Regions from separate parts of the Homo sapiens genome. Here region 2 is linked to region 1. The links are chromatin loops, found by intact Hi-C in ENCODE. Cell type or tissue: B cell. All regions are shown on one strand. Each heading gives the region's core, and the rest is flanking DNA. Links, peaks and the distances in the headings are about the cores only.

Region 1 (7,538 bases), core at 1,814-5,813:
TATGAAACTACAATAAACTTTGAATAGTGAAAGCAATCTTGAGAAAAAAAAAACAAAGCTGAACGACATCATACTTTATAATTTCAAACTATATTTGAAGACTATAGTAATACAAACAGGACGGAATATGCAGAAAAATGAACAAAAACCTACTACTCTCACACATTTCAGAGATGATGCAAAAAAAGAACTTAACAGAGTTTCTCAAAATTATGCAGATATTTGTGTGTCCCCCAAAACAATGGAAAAGCAGTCAGATTGTGCAGTCTCTTACATGCCATTAAGGAGACTTTGGCTCTCACTCTAAACTAGAAGGCAGATCACTGAAGGGAAAGCAGAGTCCTGAGAGAACTTAAAAGCGTAAGACAGAAGACTCCCTTATGTGAGAGCAAAATAGAAAAACTCGGCAGGGTGGCGTGGCTCATGCCTGTAATCGCAGCACTTTCAGAGGCCAAGGCGGGCAGATCACCTGAGGTTAGGAGTTCGAGACCAGCCTGGCCAACACATAGTGAAACCGTCTCTACTAAAAAAATACAAAAATTAGCTGGGCGTGGTGGCACACACCTGTAGTCCCAGTTACTTGGGAAGGTGAGACAGGAGAATCGCTTGAACCTGGAGATGGAGGTTGCAGTGAGCCCAGACTGTTCCACTGCACTCCAGCTTGGGTGACAGAGCGAGACTCCATCTCTCAAAAGAAAAAGAAAAGAAAAGAAAAACTCTGGCTTTCCAGAAACTATTTCCTTTGGAATACAGCTTCCCAAATCACATTATAAGCACTAGCTTTTTCTTTGACCTTTGAACCGCTCATCTATGTTATCTGTTGTATTCACTTTCACTCTCACCTACCTGGGGGTTCGGCCACCATCCTATGTCTCTTTCTAGTCCAAGGCTCTTTTTCTTGTTCCAGACAGGTGATCAGGTCTGGCTTAGAGACAACAATACCTGTTTTATTGAAAGTAAATAACATAAATCTTGCTTATATTGTCTAATCACCAACATGGCAATGTAGTCAGTAAAGAGGGTGAAATAGAATATTCTTGTAAATCAATCCCAAAATACTGATTTATAAAAGAAATTTCTAAATATTTAGAAAATATTTTAAATTTGTTAGTTCTTAATTTCACTGTCCAGTACAACAAATCAAAAACTGGTGTTGGCAATTAGATTTTAAAGTGTGAGCAATAATATTTTATGCCACTAAACTTCTGGAATTACCACTCTAATCTAGAGTGAAGAATACAGATTAGCTCAGGAATGCAGAAAGTTCAGGTCAAGATGAAATATCTTGAAGAAATTCTTTTCTACAGAGATGAATCCCTAAGATTTTTATAAAAACAGGGATCTGAAACTCACTTATGCAAAGCATAAATTACCTAAAAACATTATACAAAAAAGAAAAATGAAACCTTTAGGGTATAATAGGAATTGTATATTGAAGTTATCCTCACCCAAGAAGACCAGGTTTCTGTAGTTCTCTAACATCACATTCCTATATAAATTCTGCTGTATAGTGTCCAGGCATTGCCACTCCTCCAGAGAGAATTCTATGGCCACATCCCTAAATTTCAATGGTTCCTGAAAAACACACACACACACACACACACACACACACACACACACACATACACATTTAGAAAGTGGCCATGGAAAGAATTTATAATTTGATTCAAGGTAAAATAAGAAAGTGAAGAGAACTGGTTCTGACTTACAGAAATGACTGAAATTATCCAATAAAATAATTTTTTTTTACACAGGAACATTCTCTAATTTGTTCTCCAACCATGAGAAAAGAAAGCGGCATTAGATCTATAACACCAGACCTAAATAAATCGCCAGTCAGAATGGCGATTATCAAAAATTCAAGAAACAATACATGCTGGTGAGGCTGAGGAGAAATATGAATGCTTTTACACTGTTGGTGGGAATGTAAATTAGTTCAACCATTGTGGAAGACAGTGTGGTGATTCCTCAAGGATCTAGGAACAGAAATACCATTTGACCCAGTGATACCATTTCTGAGTATATACTCACAAGAATATAAATAATTCTACTATAAAGACACATATGTGGCTGGGCGCAGTGGCTCAACCTGTAATCCCAGCACTTTGGGAGGCTGAGGCGGGTGGATCATGAGGTCAGGAGATCGAGACCATCCTGGCTAACCTGGTGAAACCCCGTCTCTACTAAAAATACAAAAAATTAGCCGGGCATAGTGGTGGGCACCTGTAGTCCCAACTACTCGGGAGGCTGAGGCAGGAGAATGGCGTGAACCCAGGAGGCGGAGCTTGCAGTGAGCTGAGATGATGCCACTGCACTCCAGCCTGGGCGACAGAGCGACACTCTGTCCCCCCCCAAAAAAAGACACATATGTTATTGAATCACTATTTACAATAGCAAAGATATGGAACCAACCTAAATACCCATCAATGATAGAATGGATAAAGAAAATGTGGTACATACACAACCATGGAATACTATGCAGCCATAAAAAAGAATGAGATCATGTATTTTGCAGGGACCATGGATGCAGCTGAAAGCTATTATCCTCAGAAAACTAACACAGGAAGAGAAAACCAAACACTGCATGTTGTCACTCATTAGTAAGAGTTGAACAATGAGCACACATAAACACAAGGAGACAAACCATACACACCAGGGCCAGTCGGGGGGTGGAGGGACAAGGAGAGAAAGAGCATTAGGATAAATAGCTAATGCATGCCAGGTTTAAAACCTAGGTGATGGGTTGATAGGTGCAGCAAACCACCATGACACATGTACACATATGTCACAAACCTACACGTTCTGCACTTGTATCCCGAAACTTAAAGTAAAATAGAAAAAAAATATATTATAAAAGACTATACTTAGAAATAAATGATAATAAAAATTATACAAAAATTTATTTTTTTTTTGAGTTGGAGTCTCGCTCTGTCACCCAAGCTGGAGTGCCATGGCGTGATCTCGGGTCACTGCAACCTCTGTCTCGTGGGTTCACGCAATTCTCCGACCTCAGCCTCCAGAGTAGCTGGGATTACAGATGTCCGCCACCATGCCTGGCTAATGTTTGTATTTTTAGTAGAGATGGGCTTTCACCATGTTGGCCAGGCTGGTCTCTTTGCCAGGCTGGTCTCAAACTCCTCACCTCGTGATCCACTTACCTGAGCCTCCCAAAATGCTGGGATTACAGGTGTGAGCCACCTCACCTGGCTTATAAAAGTTATACAAGCTAAAAGTGCTGAGATACAACAAAAAGAAAAAGAAAAAAAATTATGTTACAGGGCACTGTGCCTGGGATAACACATTATGTAATTTAATTTTTATAACACCCTGGGAGCTGGTACTGTTTAATAATTCCCAGGATTTAGATGAAAAGCCCGGCATTTTTATTTCTTCTGTTTCTCTGTCATTGATTTTTTTTAAAAAGTATACACAATAAAAGCTAAATATAGACAGAGAGGAATGCGGAAAGAATTTAATGTATTTTAGAGAAATTTATATTGTGTCTGTTTACTTGTTTGTGACTTGTAGAGCAACTACTAGATCTGTAAGAATAGAAAACAAGTTGCTAGATAGAATGCAAGCACTAGTTTTAATAAAAAATTATAACCATAAAATATATACTTTATTTTTTTAATTTATCTGCTTTTGTGTTTCAGGAATTGTAAGCACCAGCCCTAGCAGCAGAATTCACCAGCCAAAACTCCGATCTCCAAAAATCAGTTCTATGAGGCAAGACTTAAGGGTAGGGCCAGACCTAAATAAGGCCTCCAAAAAGGTGAACCTGAGCAGAACTGGGGCAGGGAGTGGACTCTATATAGAATTCTGTTCTCTATGCCACTGGGGTATTTCCAGTTCTGTTTTTCCTAAACTTACCTTAAAAAAAAAATCCTTAAATCTCAGAGTTTGTATAATTTTAATCTTTCTTAGACCCTGCCCTATCAATTATATGACATATACTAATAAGCAATTTGAACACATTTATAAAGGTTTTCTAGGGTAATTTTATTAAAAGATAAATATGTATTAACAAGGTAAAAGAAATGGAAATAGAAATAATTCTTCTGTCTATAAATATCCCTTCAGGTGATGACATCGCAAGTCACAATTATATAAAGTGGCACAAATAGAGCCCAAATTTTCTGCACACATCTATTTATTGTACCAATTATATGATGCTTAATTTAACCATTTATCCAGTTGCTAGACTAAAAGCTCCTGGATTGTAGGGACCATGACTGCTTCATCTATTTTTCTAATGGCCATATGAAAAGAAAACAATTTAGCCGGGCGTGGTGGCAAATGTCTGTAATTACACCTACTCGGGAGGCTGTCTCGGCCTCCCAAAGTGCTGGAATTACACGCGCGAGCCACCGCGCCAGGCCTTTTGACTCTCATACATTTTTAATGAAAGGAAAGAGAGACTAGGAACGCCACGGACCAAAGCTCTTCCCATTCATGAACCCGGCACCCGTCAGGATTCGCCCCTGACGACCCTCCCGTGGTCCCTGCACAATCTGGGAGAGACCCGGCGCTGCGGATGCAGAGCCACCCAGAGAGAGCTGCAGGCCAGGACACAGTCACTGAGCAGGGAGGAGAAAGGACGCCCGGGGGGCTGGCTGTCAGCGCAGCCGCCATCTTATGGTCCAAGTGGACTGAGGCCGCCTGGGCGAGGAGAACTCAGGGCGCAAATTGTGGAGCTGACTGCGGCGAGGTCTGAGTCCCGCCACAGCCCCTTCCCCTCTCTCGGGATGTCGGACCCGACATTCTCACCATTTCTAGGTTTCCGGGGGACCTGGCGTCTTAGCTATGGATCGCCAATACCTGCAGGTCAGAGGGCCATAGAGGCTGGGCCTCTAGAAGAAGAGGACACAGAGCAGTGAAGACGAGACCCGGAGCTCGGGCTGAAGGGAGAGACAAAGGCCCCGCCAATCCCGGAAGCCGCCCTGTCTGCTCCAGCTGCATGCCTGATTGGACAGTTCCCAGCCCAGCGTCCCTGACTGGATAATGATTAAAACCCCACCCCTCAGGTCCTGAGTGACAGAAGATGTGATCAGATGCTCTGCTGAATGAAGACTAACAACGTAAGTTGCAGCGTTTTCAGACAGGGCTCCCTCCCTGAGCTAAGCCAGGCCCACCCAACAGGGTATTTGCCTTTAACCTTCTGTGTAAGGTCACATGCATTTCAAATAATATACTAGATAGCTATTCAAAAATAAAAATATATATAATAACAATTATTTTAATATTTCATCTTTTATGACCGTCCTGGTTTCTGGCAGCCATAGTCCCTACCCCGACAGCCCCCAGCCCAGATGGCATTCAAATCTTCCTGGATGGGCTTGATGCCCGTCACTCACGCGCTCTTTAGCACTGCGTTGTGTTGGTTACTCAGGCCTGGGAGAGGTGGTGGGGATTGTAGATCCAGGGTAGGAGCCACCTTACACCCAGAGTTCACCTGGCCACATGCCAGCAAGGAAGCCCATGAAGCACAGCCCTAGACACTGAGCCTCGGCACCTCCAGCTGCACTTTCTATTTATATATCAGGTTTTTTTTTTTTTTTTTTTGAGACGGAGTCTCGCTCTGTTGCCCAGGATGGAGTGCAGTGGCACAATCTCAGATCACAACAACCTCTGCCTCCTGGGTTCAAGTGATTCTCTTGCCTCAGCCTCCCGAGGAGCTGGGACTACAGGTGCGTGCCACCATGCCCGGCTAATTTTTGCATTTTTAGTAGAGACGGGGTTTCACTATGTTGGCCAGGCTGGTCTTGAACTCCTGACCTCGTGATTGGCCCGCCTCAGCCTCCCAAAGTGCTGGGGTTACAGGTGTGAGCCACCGCGCCCGGCCTATATATCAGGTTTTTAAAACCATAAATAAACAGACACAAAAGCAGCCACTTTGATTGAGGAGAAAGTGGGAGCCTAAAGCAGCTGACCCTCAAACAGCTTTGCCAAGCCTCAGGCCAGGCCAGGCCATCTCAACACTCCAAGGCTACATGATAGTTACAGAGGACGACAGTTCCCATAGGTACTTGTCAAGCACTGTGCTAGCTTCTCAGTCACAGAGTCTCAGAATTTCTCCTTGCCAATACCCTGTGAGGGGAGGCCCTAACTCACTAGAGCACAGGAGGTTCCTAAGCTCTTCCCAGGAAATGGTTAACAAAGTGTGGAGCTGGGGGAAAACCCAGTCAGAACAAATGACTTCCCAGGGTCTCCCTTGACTCCATCCCTATCTCCACATGGGGCCAGGAGGTGAAGCGAGCCCCCTAACCCCCTCCATTCCACTCTCTCCTCAAAGTGGCTGTTTTTGTGTTTTCTTATTTATGGGATTTCAAAAGCCTGATTTTTAATTTTGAGTAGTTTCAGGCTTGTATGGGTGTATTTGTATAGGCTTTATTAGAAGGAAGAGGGCTTAAGACAATAACATTTTTAAAATGTCTCAGTGGGGAATAGACTTCCATGTCATGAACGATGATGTTGACCTCCTTCTGCTGTCTTTGTGCAAAGTATAAATAGTGTGAGAATTGGCATGTGCTGGGTTGTGGTTTCAGTGTGGGAGGGCAGTTCCTTAAGATGGAAACCAAATCTCACCGAGCTGTAGCAGCCACACTCACCTTTTATCACATTCCCCACCATAGTCTTTCACTTTTCTTCTGTGCTTAAATTTCTTTCAACATATATATATATATATATATATTTTTTTTTTTTTAAGACAGAGTCTTGCTGTGTTGCCCAGGCTGGAGTGCAATGGTGCAGTCTCGGCTCACTGCAACCTCTGCCTCCCAGGTTCAAGCAATCCTCCTGCCTCAGCCTCCTGAATAATTGGGATTACAGATGCGTGCCACCACACTGGGCTAATTTTTGTATGTTTAGCAGAGTTGGGGTTTTACCATTTTGGGCAGGCTGGTCTCGAACTCCTGACCTCAGGTGATCTGCCCACCTCGGCCTCCCAAAATGCAGGGATTACAGGTGTAAGCTACCATGCCTGGCAAACATACATATTATTTTGATTATATATATAGGGTGTATAAATATATGTGTGTATATATATATACACATATATATAGGGTATATATGTGTATATATATATATGTTTGTGTGTGTGTATATATATATGTGTGTGTGTGTGTACACATAGAGGTCTCACTCTGTCATCCAGGCTGAAGTGTAGTGGCTGAATGATGGGTCACTGCAGCCTCAACCTCCAGTGATCCTTCTACCTCAGCCTCTTGAGTAGGTGAGACTATAGGCAGGCAACTCCACACAAGGCCAATTTTCTAAATTTTTGTAGAGACTGAGTCTCACTACATTGCCCAGACTGGTCTTGAACCCCTGGGCTTAAGCAATCATTCCACCATGGCTTTCCAAAGTGTTTGGATTACAGGTGTTAGCCATCAAACCCAGCCAACAATATTTTTTAAAGAACTGTTACAACCAAATTATGAGCTATGGTTGTGCCACTGCATTCCAGCCAGAGCACCAGAGTGAGACCTTGTCTCCAAAAACAAAACAAAACAGAAACACTTATGACCAAATTAAAA
Region 2 (7,538 bases), core at 1,518-5,517, 640 kb before region 1:
TTGTGCTGAATCATATAATTTCTTTGGATTACTTACTGTATAAACAGAAGTGTCTGCAGTTGCTAATTCTTGTAGTTGCACATGGAGAAATACATTGGGTATTACAGAGATGCAGTTGTAGGGGATTAATGAACAGGCTGTTTGGTTAAAATAAGTAGACTATAGCTAATTATTTGATCTATGTAATGTTAGTTGGTGGTTCATGAGGACCCTGGTTAAAAAGCACGCTTCAAACTCTTCGTATTATCCTCCTGGTAGTCAAAATAGTAGTCTCCCTGCTGCATTGTATTCTCAAAAGTTAGAAATGTTTTCATGCAATCACCTGTAGAATATAAAATTGTCTCTCACTAACTGGAATGACAGAAACTCAAAGACATATGTAACTATGATGAAACCATAACCTAGGAATGACATAAGAACAAAGACCCTAAATAATGGAAACAGTGGTACTAAGGCCCTGAGTTTTGGTTACACTGTGCACTGTTGAAAATTTTTTGAACAAAATTATTAGAGGCCATCATTCTGGACTGAGCTTGTGCACTAGGTCCAAACAGACAAAATCAAACTGAAAATTTAAGGAAATAGGTAGATTCTGTAGGTTTTGTTTTTCTTCTGTAAACAGCAGATCTTAACACAAGGGGTTTCCCTCTACTCAAACCTTTAAAAATAATAATAAAATAATAACCTGAATTTCTTGATTCCACTTTACAAAACCCATAGTTCTGCTATTTCACAGTGGAATCTGAGACTAAGTACATTTTTGATGGTGACAGTGTTATCAATGTCTAAAGTTTTGGTCTATCAAAATTTAGAAGATGACCAAAAAAGGAGAAATTGTTTAATTATACCCTAAATCTACCCCCTTTCATGTTTAAGTTTGGTCAATAAGTTTTTTTGTTGTTTTGTTTTGTTTACATAGTAAACTGAAACCTAACTGAATGTGTAAATAGACTGTACTCATTTTTGTACCAACAACTGTGTTTTGGCCAATAAAAGGATGTCAAATGTTCAAACCATGTTTAAATAAGGAAAATCCCAAGCTGTAATCAATCTAGCTGTTCCTGTATTTCACTTCTATTTTCTGATGTCACCTTGCTTCTTCTGTCCATAAATCTTTCACCATCATGTTGCTGTGCTGGAGTATTTCAGAGCCTACTTTGGATCCACAGGCTACTCAATTTGCAAATCCCTCTTTGCCCAATAAAACTCTGTTAAATTTAGTTTATCTAAAGTTGTTTTTCTTTTTCTTTTCTTTTTTTTTTTTTTTTTTTGAGACGGAGTCTCGCTTTGTCACCCAGGCTGGAGTGCAGTGGAGCGATCTCGGCTCACTGCAAGCTCCGCCTCCCGGGTTCTCGCCATTCTCCTGCCTCAGCCTCCCCAGTAGTTGGGAATACAGGCGCCCGCCATCACACCCGGCTAATTTTTTTATTTTTATTTATTTTTATTTTTATTTTATTTATTTTTATTTATTTTTATTTTTAGTAGAGACGGAGTTTCACCGTGTTAGCCAGGATGGTCTCGATCTCCTGACTTCATGATCCGCCCGCCTCGGCCTCCCAAGTGCTGGGATTACAGGCGTGAGCCACCATGCCCGGCCCTAAAGTTGTTTTTCTTTTAGAAGTTTTCAAATGTATTCTCTGATCAAAAATGAATAATCTGTTGTTGGGCTTTGATTTTCTAAACTCATCCCTCAGCTATTTTTCCAAATTATTCTATGTCCTTTCAAAATGTTTCTGCAATTTTTTTGAGATGGGGTCTCATTCTATCACCCAGGCTGGAGTGTAGTGGTGTAATCAATTATGGCTTACTGCGGCTTTTACCTTCCATACTCAAGCCATCCTCCTGCCCTAGTCACAGAGTACCTCGGACTACAGGCATGCAACATCATGCTTGGCTAATTTTTTTTCATGAAGACAGGATTTTACTATGTCGCCCACGCTGTGTTTGAACTGCTGAGCTCAAGTTATTCTCCCATCTCAGCCTCACAAAGTGCTAAGATTACAGGTGTGAACCACCATGTGCTTCTGCAATTTCTTGACAGGATTATTTCCAATAATAAACAGTACTATGTGGGCACAAATCTAAAAAAAAAAAAAACTGTCTTCTTTTGCAGAAGTGTCACTCTCCAGAATTTCAAGGGTCTGTGGCAGTTACTCTAGTAATATAGTTTGATCTATGGAGGTGCCTGAGCTTTGGAGTCAGAATTTATCCTGAGGTTCAGCCCAGCCAATTAGTAGCTTTGGGTCTTTGGACAAGTTTCTTCATGTGAAAGAGTTGTATAAACCACATATGCAAAAAAGGCAGAATGATACTAATTGCAGAAATTGCAGCAATTTTTCATCCCTCCTATATCCTTTGCCACGTGCTTTTTTACAGCCGTTCCCATTGAGATATGGAATCTGTTTTCCAGACCCTAGATACGGCTGACCTTATTTCCTCAGGTCAGTAGAAACCTGTGAACATGACCGTGTGCCAGTTTGGGGCCTAGGCTCAAATGGTCTTGAATGCTTCTGCTTTTCTTTCAGAATGCTGCCCTCTCCATGAACAAAGCACATGTTAGCCAGCTGGAGGATAACATAACATGGTGGGTGGGGAAGAGAAGCAAAGTGCCTCTGTTGACAGAAGCAGAAGCTCACCCCCAGAAGCAGAAGCTTACCCCCAGAAGCACAGCTTCCTAGTCAAGAAGCAGTTGTTGATACATGTCTGAAGGAGCTCAGCTGGGACCAGAAGAATGGCCCCAGTGAGCCCAGCCTAAATGGCTGACCATCTCAATTATTACCTAATAAGTTTTGGATGGTTGGTTATGCTGCAATAGCTAACTAATACATGCACCCAGTGCAGATAGGTGCCATGATTTAATGACAGGTTGATTACTAGTTACCTTCTAACAGTGGGCTCCATAAAGGTACTAATATTTTCCCCTGATTTAAAGTTAGATGTGTTGTAAGATAATGTTGAGTAACGCTGCAATACATGTAGATATGTATGCATGTGATTGGTCCTTAGTCCCCGCACGCACAGGAGAAAACGTAAAACTACATCCTGACACTTAGGGCCAAGGCCAAATAGCAAAATAATTTTGCCTTTAATCTGTTTTCTTCATATCTAACATTGGAGGTCCAGACTGTGGACAGATCTGAAGACATAGAGTTTTCTTCCCCTGTGGCCCCATCATCCTTTGTTCAGTGTCTGATCTCTGGAAGAAAGGTGGTCACCAGATAGTGATCTACCTGTGGTTATTCTGCTTTTTCTTTTCTTTTCTTTTCTTTTCTTTCTTTCTTTCCTTTCTTTCCTTATTTCTTTTCTTTCTCTCTTTTCTTTCTTTCTTTTTCTCTCTCTCTTTCTCTCCTCCTCCCTTCCTCCTTTCCTTCCTTCCTTTCATCTCACTCTGTCACCAGGCTGGAGTTCAGTGGTACGATCTCGGCTCATTGCAACCTCCACCTCCTGGGTTCAAGCGATTCCCCTGCCTTAGCCTCCCGAGTAGCTGGGATTACAGGCGCGCGCCACTACTCCCAGCTACTTTTTTTTTTTTTTTTTTTTGTATTTTTAGTAGAGACGGGGTTTCACTTGTTGGCCAGGCTGGTCTCAAACTCCTGACCTCAGATGATCCACCCGCCTCGGCCCCCCAAAGTGCTGGGATTACAGGCGTGAGCCACCGCGCCCGGTCTATGTTCTTTTGATTTGTGAATATTCATATAGCGTATTATTTATAAATACATATGATCTTACACAAAAGGTTAAAGTCAGTACCCTCTGGGGTGGGCCTGTCTCAGTTCAGGGAGGAAGTCCTGCCCGAAAAGGCTGCAGCCTACGCTGTCACTCTTCATTCAGTCCAGCATCTGATCACATCTGTCACTCAGGGCCTGAGGGGGCGGGGCCTTAAACGTTATCCAATCGGGGACACTGGGCGGGGGGCCGTCCAATCAGGCCCGCAGCTGGAGCAGACAGGGCGGCTTCCGGGATTTGGCGCGGCCTTTGTTTCTCGCTGCCGCCGAAGCTCCAATTTTCGTCTGTCTGCTTTGTGTCCTCTGCACGTAGAAGCCCAGCCTGTGTGGCCCTGCGACCTGCGGGTATTGGGAGATCCACAGCTAAGACGCCAGGGCCCCCTGGAAGCCTAGAAATGGTGAGAGTGCCGGTCCGACATCCCGAGAGAGGGAACGGGGCTGGTTGGAACCGGTGGGAAGCGGCTGTGGCGGGACCCAGGCCTCCCCGCAGTCAGCTTCACAATCTGCGCCCAGAGTTCTTGCCCAGCTCGGCCTCAGTCCCCTTCAGCCATACGATGGCGGCCGCGCTGACAGCCGGGGCCCCGGCGTCCTGTCTCTTCCCTGCACTGTGACTGTGCCCTGCCCTGGAGCCCTCTCTGGGCAGCTCTGCACCCGCAGCGCTGCGTCTCTCCCAGATTATGCAGGAACCAGAGAGGATCGTCAGAGGAGAATCCTGACTCGGGCTGCGGGTTCATGAATGGGAAGAGCTTTGGTCTGTGGCGTTCCCAATTCCTCTTTCCTTCTGTTAAAAATTTATGGGAGTCATCACCAAAATATTAAAGAATTTAATTAAAGAATGATTCTAAAATTGTAGAGCACCCAGTTATGGGGTGTAGCTTGTTATCCATGGGACGGGCTTGAAGGAAAGACTTTCATAAGATGCATGATGCAAAAACCCAAATTCAGTAATCGGTTAGGTACAGTTACATAGTTTCTAAATTTGCACCTTGAGCGTACAAATTTTCTGGTTATGTAATCAGAGCTTAATAGGCAGTTTATAGTTTGTTACGCCTAAATTTTGTTTTCCTTAATGTAGTAATTTACAAAAAAATACATTTGAGTTACATTTTTTTTTAAAGTAGGAATCCAGGCATCGCAGCCACGTACCTCGAATTGCCTGTCACTTAACTATTTTCACACTCCACAGGAGACTGATCTTCTGCATTTTTTTTTCATGTTTCTCAAACGGGGTCTCAAGTCTACCCCTCAACCCCCATTCCTCCAGCCTAACTCTGTCTTGCAGTAAAATACTAAATTTCCAGTTTCTTCTGATTATCCCAAATGCCAACTTTCCCTCTCTAATTCACATTATTATCTGTTTGTCCTTTAGGGTACATTTTTGATACTGTATTTTAATTATTTTTTTACAAACCATTGGGTGGGACATTTAAAAAGATTTGTTTTCTGTTTGTAAATATCGCCCATGAAAATAAACCAAAACTAATTCCCTGACACTGTATTGTAAAAAAATCTCTGTGCCTCTTTTTCTTTTGTCTCCCCTAGGCACAGAGATCTTGTGAAAGTGTTTTGGGGTCAAGTTTGTTTTTTGTTTTTTTTTTTTGTTTTTTTAATTTTTATGGGATGATGTATTCTCAGCCACCCTTTAGTTTTTTCCTGGTCCTGGTTTTCAGTACTGGCTGTGAATAAACCAGGGTACACACCATGGCTATGTCTGCTAGAGTGTTTGATGATTATTAGCTTCTGGGTCATTTTCTCTCACAGGACAACAAGAGGTATGAAGTGTAGTCTCTCAAGAGAGCAGGTGGATGCCCTGGGGCTAAGAGGAATCTCCTGGTGTCTTTGAAAAGCTAACCACTTCAGACATTAACATTGTCTTCACCCAACCTAGCTTCCCTTTCTTAGAGACACATTGCGGGTCAGCCAATCTTATGCGGGTATTGAGGGAAAAACAGAAGTGATTTCTGCCCCTCGGATTCTCTGAGATTCATGGAAAAAATAGTATCCAAATGGCAGATTTTACCTATTCTTTTATTTGGTAGCATTCTACAACCAAATGTTGTAGATAATGGGTGAGTTACAAGATTTATGAAATCATCGGTTGTTATTTTTGCAGGGTAAATTTGTGACAGTGAATATCTCTGTTCTCTATCCTGTTATCTTAATTTCTGAGTTTAATGCTAAATTTTATAAAAAGAAAAAGAATCATCTGCAAACAGAGATTGTTTTAATTTCCTCTCTTCCTGTTTGGATGTGTTTTATTTCTTTCTCTTGCCTGAATGCTCTGGCCAGGACTTCCAATTTTATGTTGAATAGTGGGGGTGAGAGAAGGCATTCTTGCTCCAGTTTTCAAGAAGGAATGTTTCCAGCTTGTGTCCATTCAGTATGTTGGCTGTGGGTTTGTCATAGATAACTCATTATTTTGAACTATTTGCCTTCAATGCCAAGTTTGTTGAGGGTGTTAAACATGAAGGATATTAACTTTTATTGAAAACTTTTTCTGTATCGAAATAATTTTGTGGTTTTTATCTGTAGTTTGTTTATCTGATTAATCAAACATATTGATTTGTGTATGTTGAACAAACCTTGCATCCCAGGGATACAACCTACTTGATCATAGTGGATTAGCTTTTTAATGTGCTGCTGGATTTGGTTTGCTAGTATTTTGTTGAAGATTTTTACATCAGTGTTCATCAAGGATATTAGCCTGAAGTTTCCTTTTTTTGTTTTATCTCTGCCAGATTTTGGTATTAGAATGATGCTGTTGCCAGGAGCAGTGGCTCACGCCATCTCAGCACTTTGGGAGGCTGAGGTGGGTGGATCAGGAGGTCAAGAGATGGAGATGATCTTGGCCAACATGGTGAAACCCTGTCTCTACTAAAAATACAAAAAGTAGCTGGGTGTGGTGGTGCACACCTGTAATCCCAGCTGCTCGGGAGGCTGAGGTAGGAGAATCACTTGAACCTAGGAGGCAGAGGTTGCAGTGAGCCAAGATCGCGCCACTGCACTCCAGCCTGGCGACAGAATGAGACTCCGTCTCAAAAATAAATAAATAAATAAATAAAAAGAATGATGCTGCTTTTATATAATGAGTTGGGGAGGAGTCCCTTCTTCTCAATTTTTTAAAATAGTTTTGTAAGATATAATACTTGTTTTTCTTTGTACATTTGTTAGAATTCAGCTGTGAATCTGTCTGGTCCTGGACTCACTTTCTTTCTTTTTTTTTTTTTTTTTTCTCAGGCAGAGCCTCGCTCTGTTGCCCAGGCTGAAATGCAGTGGTGGGATTTCGGCTCACTGCAACCTCCACCTCCCAGGTTCAAGCAGTTCTCCTGCCTCAGCCTCCCAAGTAGCCAGGACTACAGGCGGGTGCCACCATGACCGGCTAATTTTTGTATTTGTAGTAGAGACAGTATTTCACCATGTTGGCCAGGCTGGTCTCGAACTCCTAACCTCAGGTGATCCTCCCACCTCGGCTTCCCAAAGTGCTGGGATTACAGGCATGAGCCAGCACAACTGGCTGGTCCTGGGCTTTCTTTTGGTTGGTAGGCTGTTTACTACTATTTCAATTTTGGAGCTTGTTATTGGTCTATTCACTGATTCATTTTGTTGTTTTTGTTCAGTTATGGGAAGATGGATTTTTCCAGAAATTTATCCATTTTTTTTTTTTAGATTTTCTAGTTTTCACAGAGAAGTTTGTAGTAGACTTCAGTACTTATTCATATTTTTGTGGGGTCAGTGGTAATGTCGCTTTTGTCATTTCTAATTGTGTTTATTTGGTTCTTCTTTTTTCACTAATCTTATTAGTGGTTTATTAAT

Evidence for each region. Peaks named below come from ENCODE experiments on the same cell type or tissue, not always from the same donor. Only the 100,000 strongest peaks of a DNase experiment are listed, where the experiment ranks them.
Region 2: a loop joins it to region 1, with 6 times the contacts of the local background. A loop is called at or near these places in 1 of 110 quality-filtered maps.

The regions. Positions count from the first base shown.
Region 1 is chr19:23,753,977-23,761,514 of GRCh38, forward strand. ZNF681 (zinc finger protein 681) reads right to left here and starts at 4,915. Exons shown (of 4, transcript NM_138286.3): 1 at 4,771-4,915; 2 at 1,449-1,575; 3 at 847-942. The coding sequence starts at 4,773. It also overlaps a transcript of RPSA2 not described here. RefSeq lists an enhancer at 4,595-5,113. In B cell, for the core only: CTCF peaks have their summits at 4,241 and 4,440; DNase peaks (open chromatin) are centred at 4,345 and 4,965; H3K4me3 peaks cover 1,514 bases; H3K27ac peaks cover 1,048 bases.
Region 2 is chr19:23,113,054-23,120,591 of GRCh38, forward strand. ZNF730 (zinc finger protein 730) reads left to right here and starts at 3,972. Exons shown (of 4, transcript NM_001277403.2): 1 at 3,972-4,123. The coding sequence starts at 4,121. In B cell, for the core only: a CTCF peak has its summit at 3,394; a DNase peak (open chromatin) is centred at 3,918; H3K4me3 peaks cover 1,281 bases; H3K27ac peaks cover 720 bases.